3 separate regions of the Homo sapiens genome follow, and regions 2 and 3 are each linked to region 1. A link is a loop called in an ENCODE intact Hi-C map of the cell type or tissue named here. Cell type or tissue: heart left ventricle. All regions are shown on one strand. Each heading gives the region's core, and the rest is flanking DNA. Links, peaks and the distances in the headings are about the cores only.

Evidence for each region. A loop is a pair of places that touch in the nucleus more often than their neighbours do. Peaks named below come from ENCODE experiments on the same cell type or tissue, not always from the same donor. Only the 100,000 strongest peaks of a DNase experiment are listed, where the experiment ranks them.
Region 2: it touches region 1 in a loop (4-fold over the local background); 29 of 110 quality-filtered maps call a loop at or near these places.
Region 3: a loop joins it to region 1, with 2.6 times the contacts of the local background. A loop is called at or near these places in 29 of 110 quality-filtered maps.

The regions. Positions count from the first base shown.
Region 1 is chr4:140,752,711-140,761,180 of GRCh38, reverse strand. It overlaps TBC1D9 (TBC1 domain family member 9), which reads left to right and starts at 4,796. Exons shown (of 21, transcript NM_015130.3): 1 at 4,796-5,265. The coding sequence starts at 5,136. RefSeq lists enhancers at 4,274-4,323, 3,814-4,455, 4,456-5,098 and a silencer at 4,754-5,443. In heart left ventricle, for the core only: a CTCF peak has its summit at 4,252; DNase peaks (open chromatin) are centred at 4,340, 4,760 and 5,330; H3K4me3 peaks cover 2,924 bases; H3K27ac peaks cover 3,026 bases.
Region 2 is chr4:140,845,196-140,849,195 of GRCh38, reverse strand. No RefSeq gene overlaps it. Among named protein-coding and RNA genes, the nearest start is that of TBC1D9, 91 kb to the right of the region's middle. In heart left ventricle, for the core only: no CTCF peak of the experiment used is centred there; no DNase peak of the experiment used is centred there.
Region 3 is chr4:140,644,274-140,648,273 of GRCh38, reverse strand. All of the region lies in intron 13 of TBC1D9 (TBC1 domain family member 9), which reads left to right. Among named protein-coding and RNA genes, the nearest start is that of TBC1D9-AS1, 66 kb to the left of the region's middle. In heart left ventricle, for the core only: no CTCF peak of the experiment used is centred there; DNase peaks (open chromatin) are centred at 2,463, 3,123, 3,643 and 3,743; H3K27ac peaks cover 312 bases.

The sequences.
Region 1 (8,470 bases), core at 2,233-6,232:
AAGTGGGGCAAGTCCCAAGAAGACCAAGCAGAGGACTGAGTGGGAGAGGAGTGAGGATAAGGAGGAAAACACACCACTGTGAAGGTGAAAAAGCAGAAAAGGAGGGCATACTGCAGAAATGGGGGTGGACATTGCCAAAGACTAACTAACTACACTTGGAATTTTGCCTCAGTCAGATCTGCCCACTAAGCAATACACGGATTAACTGCTTGAAGGTCAAGCAGTCAGAACCCTATCAGGGTCAGCCGGGCGCGGTGGCTCACACCTATAATCCTAGCACTTTGGGAGGTGAGGGCGGGCAGATCACCTGAGGTCAGGAGTTCGAGACCAGCCTGGCCAACATGGTAAAAGCCCGTTTCTACTAAAAGTACAAAAGTTAGCTGGGCATGGTGGCTCACGCCTGTAATCCCAGCTACTTGGGAGGCTGAGGCGGGAGAATCACTTGAACCCAGGAGGCAGAGGTTGCAGTGAGCCAAGATGGCGGCACTGCACTCCAGGCTAGGTGACAGAGAGAGACTCCGTCTCAAAAAAAAAAAAAAAAAAAAAAAATAGGAACCCTATTAGGGTTGGAGGAGAGAGTGAGAGATCTGAGGGACAGAAAGACACGGCTGGGTGCGGTGGCTCACGCCTGTAATCCCAGAATTTTGGGAGACCGAAGCGTGTGGATCACGAGGTCAGGAGTTCAAGACCAGCCTGGCCAAGATAGTGAAACCCCGTCTCTACTAAAAAAATACAAAAATTAGTCGGGCGCAGTGGCGGGCACCTATAATCCCAGCTACTGGGAAGGCTGAGGTAGGAGAATTGCTTGAACCTGGGAGGTGGAGGTTGCAGTGAGCCAAGATTGTGCCACTGTACTCTAGACTGGGTGACAGAGCAAGACTCTGTCAAAAGAAAGAAAGAAAGAAGGAAGGAAGGAAGGAATGAAGGAAGGAAGGAAGGAAAGAGAGAAGTGAGGGAGGGAGGGACAGAGGGCAGGAAGGAAGGAAGGAAGGCAGGCAGGCAGGCAGACAAAGACATCATCTACCTCTACCTTATCTAGGCATCTGTTGAATGCTTTTCCTCTTCAGGTGGTCTGAGACTATCCTAGGGCTTAAAACCAGTGAGAATAAATTGAAAGCTAAAAATAGTCATGTATTTCACAGAGGAACTAGTTAGATTAATTAGGTTCTCCTTATGTCATTTCTTGTCTAGGTATATTTGATTGTCTTTTTTTTTTTTTTCAAAGTCACATTTAATTGAGTAGGTAGCACTATGGGACTGGAAAGCCACCAAAACTCCTTATAGTTTCTCTAGTTTTTTGCAATGTCCTTTTACTACAGGTTATCACAAGTCATGATAATAATGGCATGATTTCCTGGAGAGAATGTGCTCTAAATCTTCCAAGAAACTAGAAAATGGCTAAGGATTTTAAAATGTTTCTTCTTTCCTCTTGGTGTCCAATCTTGTTCTCAAAGCAAATTTTTATAAGCTTGTTTTGGTTACATTTTAATCTTCACAAAAGCAGGGACTTTGTATGTTTTGTTCACTTTTTTTCACTCTGTCATCCAGGCTGGAGTGCAGTGGCGTGATCTCAGCTCCTTGCAACCTCCGTCTCCCGTGTTCTAGCAATTCTCCTGCCTCAGCCTCCAGAGTAGCTGAGACTACAGGTGCATGGTGCCACGTTTGGCTAATTTTTTGCATTTTAGTAGAGACGGGGTTTCACCTTGTTGTCCAGGCTGGTCTCGAACTCCTGAGCTCAGGCAATCCACCTGCCTCGGTCTCCGAAAGTGCTAGGATTACAGGCTTGAGCCACCACGCCTGGCCTTGTTCACTTTTTATTCCAAGGCCTAGAGTATAGTAGGCATTCAATAATTATATGTTGAATAAGTGAATGAATGAATGAATGAATGAATAAATTGTATAAGTAAATAGCACTTGGTACCAGTATATAAAAAAGGCCAAAGTAACTTACATTTTGGGGCTAGGGTATAGGTTTTGGTGTGAAACCACAACCTTAAGCAGCATGCCAAGGGCAAGCCAAAAGATTGTTGTAGGCCGGGCATGGTGGCTTCTGGCACTTTGGGAGGCCCCAAGGCGGGCGGATCACTTGAGGTCAGGAGTTCAAGACCAGCCTGGCCAACGTGGTGAAACCCCGTCTCTCCTAAAAATACAACAATTAGCTGGGCGTCGTGGCTCACACCTGTAGTCCCAGCTACTCAGGAGGCTGAGGTGGGAGAATCACTTGAACTGGGAGGTGAAGGTTACAGTGAGCTGAGATCGTGCCACTGCACTCCAGCCTAGGTGACAGAGCGAGACTTTGTCTCAAACAAAACAAAAACAAAAGATTGTTGTAGGGGAAAAGGTGTGATATCTTTCCTTCCCATAAGGGTCATAGCCAACACACCTATAACAAAAGACAGGCTAACAAGAGAAAAGCACAACACATTTGTTTAATCAAAGTTTTAGGTGACATGGGAACCTTCAGAAATGAAGACGGAAAAACCCAGGGAAACCTGTCTATTTTTTTTTAATAGAGATGGGGTCTCTCTGGTTTAATACAGATGGGGTCCTCCTGGCTCTGCCTACCAAAATGCTGGGGTTGCAGGCATGAGCCACCATGCCCAGCCTGTTTATTTTTTTGAGAGAGTCTCGCTCTGTCCATTTTTGTGCTTAGGTTCAATGAAGAGTGGGCAGCCATGTAGATGTGGTTGGACAAAAGGGTAAGATCCAATGGTAATAGACTGAGAACAGACCCAGTCTGTCTGTTCAGATTCTTCTTGGCCTCTCCGTATAGCTTTCCCTCCTCCTGGGTTTAGAGCAGGACTCCTTTGGAAAGGGGACCTACTATCCAACAAGGTAGGGTAGATAATTTCTTTATTTCTCTATTCTTTATGTCTGCTCTTACACAGAAGAGTGAGGAATGGTAATATTTCTAGGTTTTGTAGCTTCCTTTGGGAAGAGGGGTTTTAGTTTCTATGACCTGCCTTTAGTTTCCATGACTCACTTTGGGGGAGAAAGAGAGGTGGGAGACAGGAGGGCAGAAGGAGGTCAGAGAGAAACTGCTTCTGAGGCCTTTCAATCTCCTTTAGTTCAAAGTACTCAGCATGCCAAAGCACCATGCTTTGTGGTATCATTTTCCAAACCCCAACATGGTATTAAGGCACTTAGAGTTTTTAAAAATACCAATTATATCAAGTAAAAGAATACCTATGGAAACACTTCAAAAATATAAAAGTTACATGATATATTAATATAATTTTTGCATATGTATGACTTATAATCTTATTGTTTGCTTTTTATTTGCAGATTTTGTGACTGAAGGCACTGCACTGTGACCAAAAGTGCCAAATGAGTTTTTTGAGTCTGTGTTAAATACATGAGGTTTCCACTGATGCCTGGAAGAAGCAGATCAGTCTGTGTGGTAACATCAAGGGAAACTTCCATTCCTTGAGAGCCCAAGCGGTAGGAAGCGAACAGATGAAATGGCAGTCTCATTAGAATGGCTGGTGATTTGCTCATTCGACTAATTGAAGGAATTCAACAATTCAAGTCGGAGCTACAAAAGTCACAATTTTGAAGCCCACACAAGAAGGTTTCATTTGAATCTCTGCTCATTTGGAAAGGGAAAAGTCCCTAGGATTGCCCAGCATCCACAACAAAGCAGAGTCTGCTAAATTCCCATCATTTGGGAAGAGGAACTTTTTTTTTTTTTTTTTTTTTTTTTTTTTTGGCTGAACTATCCTCCAGATCTCCTGGGCGGGAGGAAAAAAAAATGGTCATCAGATATGTAGGCAGATGGGCTGTGATCACCACTGGAAGCTCGAAGTATTTGGGGAAACTGAAACTGTCTAGGGATAAAGCTGCCCTGGTTTGTGTGTTTCTGGTTTCACTGATTAAAAAAAAAATCCATCTACCAAGAGTGGATAAATTTTAAAATTCTGCCATGCCCAGTTTTCGAAGCCCCAAATGCGATATAGGAACAGCTGTGGTGTGAATTAGTTGGTCTAAGCTTTTGGGCCGCTTCCAACTTCTCTATTGCTCACGCCCTACAGGTCAAGGAAAGAAGTGATGTAATGCACTTAGCTAGGCCACTTTAATTACAATGGAATGGAGAGGGGGGAGGGGTCACAAGCGGTGACAAGTTTAGCGCATGACTTGCCCTGGGGATGCAGGAAACAAAAACATCGACGACCATTGGCTGCGTTGGCTTCCGACCCCGGGTCTCTAACCGAGCTCCAGGTCTGGAACCTTGAAACACTTTTCCTGGGAAAAGGGGTGGCGCTATCCCATAGAGCGTCAACCTTAAACACAAACAGCACACACGCACCCACGCAGGCTGGCGGCGTCCTCCCTGCTGGGATGGGCGTCGGGCCCAGTGCTTGGCACACGGTCCCCAGGAGCTTCCCCCGAAGGTTCCCCCGAAGCCAGCCACAGCTGCTCAGCTCGGCGCGCGGAGCCCGCGGTGGTACCGAGTCCGCACAAACCCGGACCCGCTCCAAGTGAGCCGCGTTGTCGTCATTCATTCGCAGTGTCCGGAGCGTCCTTCCAGCGGGGAGCTGGGCTTCCCTAGTGGCGCCTGCGGCCCCGACACGGCGCGTTAAGGCGCGGCGACTTCGGGAGCTCGAGCAGGTAGAGACGGGAGGGGCTCTGGAGCTCCAGTCGGCGCCGCGGGAGCAGCAGCGCCGGAGCCCAGCTTGGCCCTGACCGCGGGGCCGAATCCGCTCGGGTGGCCCTTAGCCCTGCCTGGCGCTGAGCCGGATCCCGGGACTGAGCTATACCACTTCCTCCTCCTCCCGCTCCCTTCCTCCTCCTCTTCCTCCTCCTCCCGCTCCTCCCGCCGCCGTGGGCCGGGAGCCGGGCTGCAGAGTGCCAGGCCGGGCGTCTGCGGCCGCGGGCTCTCGCGGGGCGGCGACGCCGCGGGGAGGATGCTGCTTGCCGCGCCCGCGTCCTCACCGTCCTCCCGGGCCGCCTGCTGGGGCTTTGTTGTGGCCCGGACGCCGCGGGCCACCCCCTGAAGTCGCCTGCCGCCGCCGCCGCCGCACCTAGCGGACGGGCGGGCGGGCGCGCGTGTGCCCAGGAGTGCGCGCCTGTCGCGGTGGTGGGTGCAGGACTGGACCCACGGGCCCATTGTGCGCCCGCCCGCGGCAGCCAGGACCATGTGGGTGAACCCGGAGGAGGTGTTGCTGGCCAACGCGCTGTGGATCACCGAGAGGGCCAACCCATACTTCATCCTGCAGCGGAGGAAGGGCCACGCCGGCGATGGAGGCGGCGGCGGCGGACTGGCGGGTAAGGACCGTGGCCGATCCCTGCAGGAGGGGAGCCGGGAGCGCTGCGGCGCCGCCCGCGGCCTGGGCTGCAGGCTCGGGAGACGCCGCCCGGTCCCCTGGGGCTGGGCGACCCGCCCTGCCTCGTTGTATGCGAGGCATCGAGAGTCGTGATGTTCAGGTTGGGCAGAGATGCTTCTTTTTTTGACTCTGTCAGGCTTGGGGCCCTCAGCGTACTGAGCGCTCTTTAAGTGGATATGTTGAGGAGAATGGGAAAGAGTGAGTCTGGGGCGGAGGGAATGTATTATCCCCTATATATTGAATGCATCATTCCCTTCCCCTCCCCCCCTTAAAAATATTGTTTTCCAAATGGAAAAGAGGGATGGAAGAAGGTTAATTTTTGCTCCACTTTCTTTACTGGCAACAGCAGGATCAGGTATAAAATGCTCTTTTGTTTCCAGGGAAGCGATAAGTAAGGAACTGATGTGGTCATTTCCTATATGAGTTATGACCGAAGAGAATGAATACGGAAACAGGAATTTTTTTGTTTCACCTAATTAGACATAAAGCAAAGCAAATTGTCTGGTTCTAGTTGTAAAAATAATTGGCTGTATAACTGCATTTTAACTATTTTTGCTCAATCACTTCTTCCCTAAACCCCCTCCCTTCAAGGTATTATTGTAATTGTTGCTGAAGCCATGTCATATCATTCAGGATAATAAGATCAGTCAGACCCATATCCAAAGTAGTGCCATATTAGAAATAATCTCGAACTCATACCATACTAGAGAAATTGGACCTTCTCCATCTCTGTGTTATTTAGAATGAACAGAACTGGAATACTTTTTACAGTGAAAAAGTTAGCAGAAGAAATAGTAGAGGTTTCACTAGAAAGGAGACTGCAAAAAAGAGATGAACTTTGACCCTCCTCAGAGTTGAGCTTATATCAACCTCATATATCACCTGGAGTTTGCACAATAGGTAAATTGTTGCTTTCAAATGCTGTGCTATGAAATAAAGATTCTTGATATATGTATTTACTTATGATTATATTTATAAACTAATTTTCTTAAGATTAAAATTCAGGTGTCATGTGGTACAATGTATACTGGTATGTTTGAAGGATCTTGATTCTACCAGAAAAGATAAATCTGCAGAGCTCCAGACCCCATTCTGGAAATACTTACTAGTGATCTGATACCAGGATTTTCCAGGTCATTTTGTAGAAGTTATCTAACTCTAAATGTTAATATGTAATTTACATATCTAATATTGGAATCAGCCCACATTGTCCTTTTTTTTTTTTTTTTTTTTTTTTTTTTTGAGACAGAGTCCTGCTTTGTCGCCCAGGCTGGAGTGCAGTGGCGTGATCTCGGCTCACTGCAACCTCCTTCTCCTGGGTTCAAGTGATTCTCCTGCCTCAGCCTCCTGAGTAGCTGGGACTACAGGCATGCACCAACCCGCCCGGCTAATTTTTTTTGTATTTTTAATAGATGGGGTTTCACCATGTTGGCCAGGCTGGTCTTGAACTCCTGATCTCAAATAATCCGCCCACTTTGGCCTCCCGAAGTGCTGGGATTAAAGGCGTGAGCCACCTCACCCGGCCCATGTAGTCCTTTAAGCCTAGGACAACAACACAGAGTAGATAATTTATTGTAGTAAAAAGAGAACATTTCCTTCTGCAATTAACCCTCCTACACCTTGTAAGCATTAAGTATTCATTTACCTGTGTCATTTGTAATAGGATGTGAAAAATTCAGGGATTCAGAGCCTTCTTTTTCTGCTTAACATTTGTATTGTGTTCCTACTGGTTCTTAGAGCTATAACTGACTACGGTCCACTTGAAATCTCATCTTGTCATCAATGACTTCTTTCACTTAGGTAAAATTACATCTTGTAAATTGAGAAATCACAGTGATTGCACTTATTAATGGAATAATTGAAATCATTGTCATGAGTAAAAGTATTTATGACAACAAAGGCTATTTTCAAGCAAGAGAGGTAAAATGTTTGGTCTAATACCTTGGTGCCATGTCAAATGTAGCAGGAACATTTTAGAAATGTTACACAATGTGTAGTATATTCTGATTCTAATGTAAGTTCATTCATTCACTAACTCACTAAATCATTTAACAAATATTTGTTGGCAACTTCTAGAAGTGCTAATGTTGTGAAGCTCAAGCCTAGTAGAAGACAGGTATTGATGAAATAATCACATAAATTAAAGTAAAATTGCCACTCTACAGAGTCCCAGCAGAAAACAGAATCCAAATGAAGAGAGATGAGTGAAAAGACAACTTCGAAAAATAGAGGCATGGTTATTTGAACTGGTGTAAGGCAAACCAGAGGCAGGACTCTCAGGAGTCCGTGAGAGCTGGAGCCAGGGAAGAGGAACTTGAGCCTGGAGAGAAGCAGCTACTTGTAAAAACATAGACAATAGCAGAAAGGGAGTGGGGAGTACATGCCCTGACTTCTCTCTTCTCCCACCCTCCCAGCTTCTGCCACTGCCTCCCATCCCTGGAACCCAATAGAAGCCAGCTAAGGAACTGGGCATGGTGGTGTATGCCTGTAGTCCCAGCTGCTGGGGAGGCTGAGGCTGGAGGATGGTTTGAGCCTAGGCATTCAAATCCGGACTGGGCAACATGGTGAGACCTTATCGCTAGAAAAGGAAAAAAAAAAAAGAATCTAGCTGGAAAGAGTCCTGGTAATGTAGTTTCTTGGGATCAGCCTCCCAGGAATGGATGGGGGCAAACTGAGAATGATCAGAACAAATATCATAAGAAGAGGAACATGATGTTGGTTAGTCCCAGTTAAGTGATGGGGTCTTGGAGGTGGAGGCAAAGGAAAGATTCCTTGAGGAAGTGACGCTTGAGCTTAGAACTGAAGAAAGAAAAAGATCTGCCTGTGAGGAGAGGAGGGAAGAGTAAGTGTTAGATATCAGCTGTTGGAGATTTTCTGGAAGATCTCAGGACCTTTACATAATATGCATTATCTGGATCAGTGTACATGTGTACACCCAGCAAATAGATGACAGATGAGTAGGGAAACTTGCCCAGTGTGAACTGGCCAGAAGTGGTCTCAAAGTGTGGTCATCAGGGAGCTTGGAAAGATTAGCACAGAAAGCTATAAAAAACAGTGGGTCAAAGTTGAGGACACTTAACATTTTTTAAAAATTAAGATATTCTAGGTTCCTGATTCCAAGCAATATGTATAGGCATTGGTGCAAT
Region 2 (4,000 bases), core at 1-4,000, 90 kb before region 1:
TAAAGACCCCCCCCCCCATAGACCAGTCCTAGCACAGAACCACAACCTCAGTTAAACTCTCCTGAGTATCCTGTATTTTCCAGGTAATTTCAAGGCTTAAATTTAGTTTAAAGTTGTCTTAAACTGGTAGTGCCTCTAGATACCTTGCAGAATCAAATACAAATACTTTCTGGGAAAAAAAAGCCAATTTCATATTAGGCATCAAAAAATTTGTCCAAAACTAAGCCAAAAATAGCCAGATACACAAAGAAAGTAGATGTCATAAGAAATATCTGGCAGAATACAGACCACAGAAACAGAACTACAAAGACTTCAAGTCTTAGAATTATATAAATTAACTGTATTAACTATATTTAAATTTTTTGTTTAAAAATTAATAACATCTGAAAGGAAGGAGAAACTATGAACTGACATATATTTTTACAATTTAAAGTATAAAACAGTTTTTGAAAAGGATCAAATGGAACTTTCAGAAAAAAAGTAATAAAATACCAAAATTTAAAACTCAGTAGATGAATTGGTTTATTAGCAGATTAGACACAGGTGAAGAAAAAAATTAATATACTGAAAAATAGTGGGGGGACAACTATTCACAATGAAGGACTGAGTGACAAAAAGATTGCTGATACAGAAAAAAAGGTAAGGGACATAAAGAATACCACAAGTGTTTAATGGGTATCTCTGAGGGTAAGAAGGAAAAGAATAAGGCAGGGACAGTATTTAAAGAGACAATGAAGATTTTCAGAACCAATGAAAAACACTATTCACAGAATCAAAAAGCCCAGTGAATTCAAAGCAACAGAAATTCATAGCACCACATACACATAATAGAAAAGAAAAAAACTTAAATCAATAATCTAAGCTTCCCCACAAAAATTAAAATTAAAAATAATCTAAGCTTCCACCTCAAAAACCTAGAAAAAGAAAAGCAAAATAAGTAGAAGGAAGAAAACTATGAAACTACAAAAAATTAGAAAATCAATGAAATTGTGAAGATGAAGAGCTTCTCAAAAAACATTTCAAGGTAAGAAATGAAATTGGAAACAGAAAAATGATTGAAAAAAAATCAATGAAACAAATAGCTGGTTCTTTGAGCTTAAGCCCAGGAGTTCAAGACCAGCCTGAGCGACATGGTGAAACCCCACCTCTTCAAAAAAAATACAAAACTCAGCCAGGTGTAGAGGTGCATGCCTATAGTCCCAGCTACTAAGAAGGCTTAGGTGGGAAGATTTTTTATCCAGGAGGTCAAGGCTGCAGTAAGCAGTAGCCCCACCACTGCACTCCAGCCTGGGTGACAGAGTGAAACTGTGTCTAAAAAAATAAATAAGTAAAGAAGAATCAACACCAATTCTACAAAATCTCTTCCAGAAAATAGAAGCAATCCAAGCAACTCTCAATTTATTTTCTGAAGCGAATATGACCCTGATATTAAAACCAGACAAAGACAGCACAAAAAAAAAACCTACTGGTGAATATTCCTCATGAATATAGAGGCAAAAGTCCTTAACAAAATATTAGCAAATAGAATCTAGTAAAATATAAAAAGAATTATACACTGTGATTGCTATGGTATGAATGTGTCCTTCCAAAATTTATAGTGAACCCTAATCCCTATTTTGGTGGTATTAAGAGGTGGGTCCTTTTGAGAGGTGATTAAGTCATGAAGGCAAAGCCCTCATGAATGGAATCAGTGCCCTTATAAAAGAGATTAATGGGAGTAGCTTTGCCCTTCTGTCATGTGAGGATGCAACAAGGCACCATCTATGGAAGCAGAGAGCAAGCCCTCACCAGACACCAAATCTGCTAGTGCCTTGATCTTGGATTTTCCAGCCCCTGGAACTATGAACAATACATTTCTACTAAATTACCTGATCTCAGGTATTGTATTATAGCAGTCTGAATAGACTAAGACAATGGCCAAGTAGAATTTATTCCAAAGATGCAAAGCTGGCATCATGTTTAAAAATTAACCAATGTCATCTACAATATTAACAAATTAAAGAAGAAAAATCTCATGATTGTATCAACAAATGCAGAAAAAGAATTTAGTAAAATGTAATACCCACTCACAAGTGAAAAAAAAACCTGAAAGAAAAATAGGAATAGAGGGGACTTTCTCAACCTGATAAAGAGCATCTATAGAGAACATACAGCTATCATTATACTTAATGGTGAAAGACAGAATGCTTTCCTCATAAGACTTAGAACATGACAAGGATGTCTGCTCCCATCCCTCTTACTCCACACAATGCTGGAAGTTCCAGCCAGTGCAATGAATCAGGAAAGGGAAATAAAAAGCATAGAGATCAGAAAGGAAGAAATAAACTGTCCCCATCTGCAGATAACATGATTACATAGAAAAGCCCATGGACTCTCCAAAAACAAACAAACAAAAACCTCTTAGAACTAATAAGTGAGTTTAGCAAGATCACAAGATATAAGATTAACATACAAAAACTCTATTGTATTTCTATATGCTACCAATGAGCCCATGAACATTGAAATTAAAATACAATGCCAGTGGCAATAACAAAAAAATAAATACTTAAGTGTAAATGTAACAAAGCATGTTCACCACTCACTTACATGCTACAAACTACAAAATGCTGGTGAAAGAAGCTGAAAAAGAACTAAATAAATAGAGATGCTTTCCATGTTCATGAACTGAAGAACTCAACAAGTGTCACTTCTCCACAGATTGATATACAGGTTTACCACAGTTTCTATCAAAATTCCAGCAAGAATTTTTGTAGATATATACAAGAATAATCTAAAATTTATATGATAATGAGGAGAAACTAGAATCTCTAAAACAATTTTGGAAATGAAAAATTAAGTCAGAGATATCAATTTACTCATTTCCAAGACTTATTATAGACTTATTAATACTGTGTGGCATGGGTCCAGGAGCAGTGGCTCACACCTATAATCCTAGCACTTTGGTAGGCTGAAGCAGGTGGATCACTTGAAGCCACGAGTTTGAGACTGCCTGGCCAACATGGTAAAACTCCGTCTCTACTAAAAATACAAAAATTAGCCAGGTGTGGTGGTGCATGCCTCTAATCCCAGCAACTTTGGAGGCTGAGGTCCTAGAATCACTTAAACCCAGGAGGCAGAGGTTGCAGTGAGCCAAGACCGCGCCACTGCACTCCAGCCTAGGCCACAACCTGGGCCAAAGAGCAAGACTTTGTCAAAAAAAAAAAAAAAAAAAAAGACTATGTGGCATGGGCAGAGGAATAGACACATCAATCAATGGAACAGAATAGTGAAAACAGAAATAGACCCGCACAAATATACCAAACCAGCATTTGACAAAGTGCAAAAACAATTTAATGGAAGAAAAACAGCCTTTTTAGCAAATGGTGCTAAAACAATTGGACAACCATAGAGAGAAAAAAATTGGCTTAAGTCTCACACCTTCTACAAAATTAACTGAAAATGGAAAATAGATTTAAATGTAAAACATTACGCTGTGACACTTTTAAGAGAAAATACGGGGCCTCTATTGCTAGACAAGGAGTTCTTAGACTTCATAGCAAAAGTATAATTTATAAAAGGATAAACTGATACATTTGCTATCACCAAAATTAAAAACTTTTGTTTTGTAAAAGACCCTATAAAACATTTTTTAAAAAGACAAGCTACAGAATGGGAGAAAATATTTACAAAACACTTATCCGTCAAAGGACTAGTATAGATAAAACTCTTAAAACTCAACAATAAAAAAAACAAACAATCCAATTAGAACATGGGGAAAAGACATGAAGAGATATTCTGCTTTTCAGATATACAGATGACAGATAAGCACATAAAAAGGTGTTCAACATTATTAATCATTAAGAAAATGCAAGTTAAAACCACCATGAGCTATCCCTACATATCCATTGGGATGTTTAAATTTTTTAAAAATAGGAACAACAACAAATGCTTTCAAGAATGGAGAGAAACTAGATCACTCATATGTTGTTGATAGAAATATAAAATGATACATTCACTCTGG
Region 3 (4,000 bases), core at 1-4,000, 110 kb after region 1:
AATTTTTAAAATAGTTGAGTTGGATAAGAGATATAAACAAAGATGGATAATTGTGTTTATTGTTTAAGGAAGGGAAATTTTAGAAAATTAAAATAATTATAGGCTCCCTCACCTCCAGCACAAATTCTGTTTGCTGGAACAAGTATTATTGTGATATTAGTGAACTAGCACTTCTCAAGGAACTGGAATATGTGGTGCCTGAGAGAAGGTATTATATCCACACCTGTGTCTTTGTTTTGGGTAATGGGAAGTGTTGGCTGCAGCATTTACTGAGCCAAGTTTTGTTTGTCCTATTTTTAGCATTTAATTCTGGCAGAGCCCCTCCCAAAGTCGGGGGAGGGAGAGACCCCCCCCAAAGTCGGGGGAGGGAGAGACCCCCATGTCATTCTAATTGTTCACATTCCTTTACAAATCCTCCAGAAATAACCAAGCAGGAACTTGGAGTCCACGGTTTACATTTAGGTTGGGACCATTTGCTCCAGAGGGAAGGGCCACTGTGTTCTGTCTCTGGCAAGTTGCAGAGTCCTGGCTGAGGAAGGGGCCCTGCCTAACAAATAGCAGAATCCATTTCTAGTTGATATTAATTAGATCTAAGACACACGGGGCTCTTTGAATGTCAGGCTTGTGAGGAAATAGCTCTTTTGCTTGGCACCCTGCAAAAGATTACAAAGCCAATGTTTAATATTAGTTACTATTATTGGAACTTTATCTCCAACACAGTTTTACAAGGACAGCTTTGGGGTCTCATTTTATAGAGGAAGAAACAGGGTCAGAAGATTCAACTGAGTTGCCCACTCACATAGGTAATTAGTCAAAGAACAATAATTTGAATCAAATTTTGTCTAGCTCCAAAATTTATGTTCTTTTCAACCCAGAGACAAGGAAGAACTTACTGCCTATGATAGAATGGTAGTTGGTGGAGTTACAGAGCTATTTATCTGAGCCTCAGACCACTTGCAGCTCAGCCACTGTGGAACTCTGGGGGACTTAATTAACCTCTCCAAGCCTTGGTTTGCCCATTCGCAAAACAGAGGTAGCAGTCTAGACTCACTAAAGTTATTGTAAGGTGCAAATGAGATGGCATGTTAATGTCCCTAACAATTGTAGGTACAATAAAACTGTCTTTCCTTCTGTCTCACAGCTAGTGTTTTTTATTGATCACAGGCATCCTATGGCCCAGTTTGAAGTAATAAATCCAGTTCTTCATCAGTAGGCATGTAATTTGCAATGGATGCTCACTGCTTTTCTGTTTGGATCAAAATACTTACCTTCCTTGAAAGTTTTTCTTTCCTAGCCAAAGATAAAACCCCATAGTGAATTAAATATGATTGCTTTTCATCATTAATGGCAGCCCCTACTAACTCTTGAATTCCAGCTTTTCAGTGCAAATAAATATTGCATCTTCATTGTTGAGAAGAATCTGATTCCACCTTTGGAAGGCACTTCCTTGGAGATAAGAAGTTTCTTCCATAAATCCTGCTTTTGTAAGGTTGAGACCCACTCACCACATTGCTGGTGGAACATGGACTGGGAAGATTCAGAGATGTCAGTGTACTCTTTTGCTCTGATTATCTGAAAGGAATGCCTGGGTCATTCCTTTCAATTCCCTGGATTAGTCCTTCCAAAACAGAAAGTAAAAGGTACTAGAAAGGCATAGTCTTTTTTGCTGTAAACTCCAACTTAGGAAATAGGATAGTTTAGAGTCCACTACACAGACTGATCTATAGAGTGGTGCTATTTATAGGGATGTCAGAAAAAAATACAGGATTAATTAATATTGATTGGGATATACTTATAGTAAAAAAGTATTCATTGTTTTCCTGAAATTCAAATTTAACTGGGCATCCTGTATTTCCTATGCTTTTATTCATTGAATCTGGCATCCCTAGCCAGTTATTGGGTGCCTACTGTGCTGTGCAGCAAGTCAGAAAGGTAAGGTGCCAGGGAGTTTCCCCGGGATGGAGCTAAGAGCACGAGTTCTCAAATCAGACGACCTGGGTTTGAACTTAGCTTTGCTGCTTACCAGCTGTGTAGACTTGGGCAAGTTAATGATTTTGGCTAAACTACGATTTCTTTGTCTCTGAAATGGGGATAGGAAGAGCACTTACTTCCTGGAATGATCATGAGGACCCCCTAAGTTCAGCAAATATTTGTTGAGCACTTACATGTGAATCAGCACTGTCCTCGGCTCATGTCCTGGTCACACAGTCTCTGCCATAGAGTAAGTGGTGATAGATTTACTAAGCAAAAACAAACCAACAAACAAAAACAAATGCAAAGTGGTGCTAAATTCAAGTAAGAAGGAACATGGCACAGTGAAGGGTGGGGACATACTGTTTCTCTGAGCGTTTATTGTTCTGGTGAGATGACAATTAGCAGAGACACAGATGCCATGGAGGACCGAATACAGTGCTGTCTGAGAGAAGCACAGAGGGGGCAGCCAGCAGCCGGTGCTCAGGCCGTGGCTGGCAGGGAGCCTGCATGATGCACTTGGGGAACATGAAGAGGCCACTAGAACTAATGAGTAAGAAGAGGTTGGTGGTGGCTGGTCAGAGAGGGCATTGTGAAAGGTGGAAAGAGCATGAAGGGCTTAGAGGCCTTGGAATTTTATCCCAAGAGAGGATGAAAAATCACTGGAATTTTAAACAAAGGAAGAGTGTTGTCTGACTCTGGTTTTAGAACCATTCTTACTACTGGGGGAAGATAATGATGCATGCCTGGAGGAAGTGCGGAGATGTATATAGAGGCTCTCGCAAGAGAGGATAGTGGCTTAGGGGTAGTTAAAAGTGGAGATGATAGCAGTGGGCAGGGGCCCGCAGCTGAAGCGCGACCCAGAGAGGCCGGAGAGTGCCAAGGCATTTGGATGCGCGGGCTCTGGTGTCCAGGGTGAAGCAGAAGTGCGACACCCGCCTGTGGGCATTGCAGAAGGATAGTGGCAGCAGTGGCTGGCTGGGGCCTGGGCTGGCAGACCAGGAGCACCCTCTGTCACTGAGTAATGTGAAAGAGCACAGCCAAGCAGATGAGGACTGTGTGGACACCGGGCCAGACACCAGGAGTAATGGCTGCTGGGGGCCTGGCTGGACTGAGATCAGGAGAAGCTGCTCAGAGAGAGTAATGAGCTGGCTGACCTGGCCCACGTGCACCCTACCAGCTGTGCTCCTAAAGGCCTGAACCCCAACCTCCTGGTGACCTGGGGCCCAGTGCTGGCAGGCTCCGGTTGCTGGTCTGTGGACCCCGCAACCCATCTGGCCACGCACCCCTGGTTGTCCCGCTCGGGCAGCATGTCCATGTGGCTTGCCGGACACCCCTGGGGCTTGGGACCTCCATCTCTGCACTAGGGCATGGCCCCTGCGTTCCCACCCAGCCTGGGGGCTCCCTGCTGTCGCCCTACCAGTTTGTCAGGGACTCCCAGTCGGGCCAGCTGTTGGTCATTCCCAGAGATCACCTGCCTCACTTTGCGGAGCTGATGGAGCGGGCCACCGTGCTGCCCCTTTGCCCCGCCCTGTACTCTCCAGGCTGCAGCCCCCTGCACCAGGCCCAGCAGTTGCAGCTCTTTTCGCTGCAGCACTTCCTGCAGCTGCAGGAGTTCCTGTACCTGCAGCAGCGGGCGGCCCAGGCCCTGGAACTGCAAAGAAGCACCCAGCTGGAGCGGCTGAAGGCGCAGAGGAGTACCAGGCAGAGATGGAGGAGAAGTGGAGCAACTGGGGCCTGGGGGCCGGGGGCAAGGCTGGCCTGGCCACCGCTTGCCCTGGGATGCTGCTGCGAAAGCCCCCCGCCTGGCTGCCGGCCCTGCGAGCATCTATGGCAAGGCGGTGAGCCCGCCGCCATCGCCCCGCGCGTCCCCCATGGCCGCCCTGAAGGCCAAGGTCATCCAGCCGCTGGAGGACGTGTCCAAGGCGCCTGCCTACACCTACCCTGCTACCCCTAGCTCCCACCCCACCAGCCTGCCTCCCCACTCCCTGCTGTCCACCCCGGGTATCACCCGCAAGGAAGAGACCCC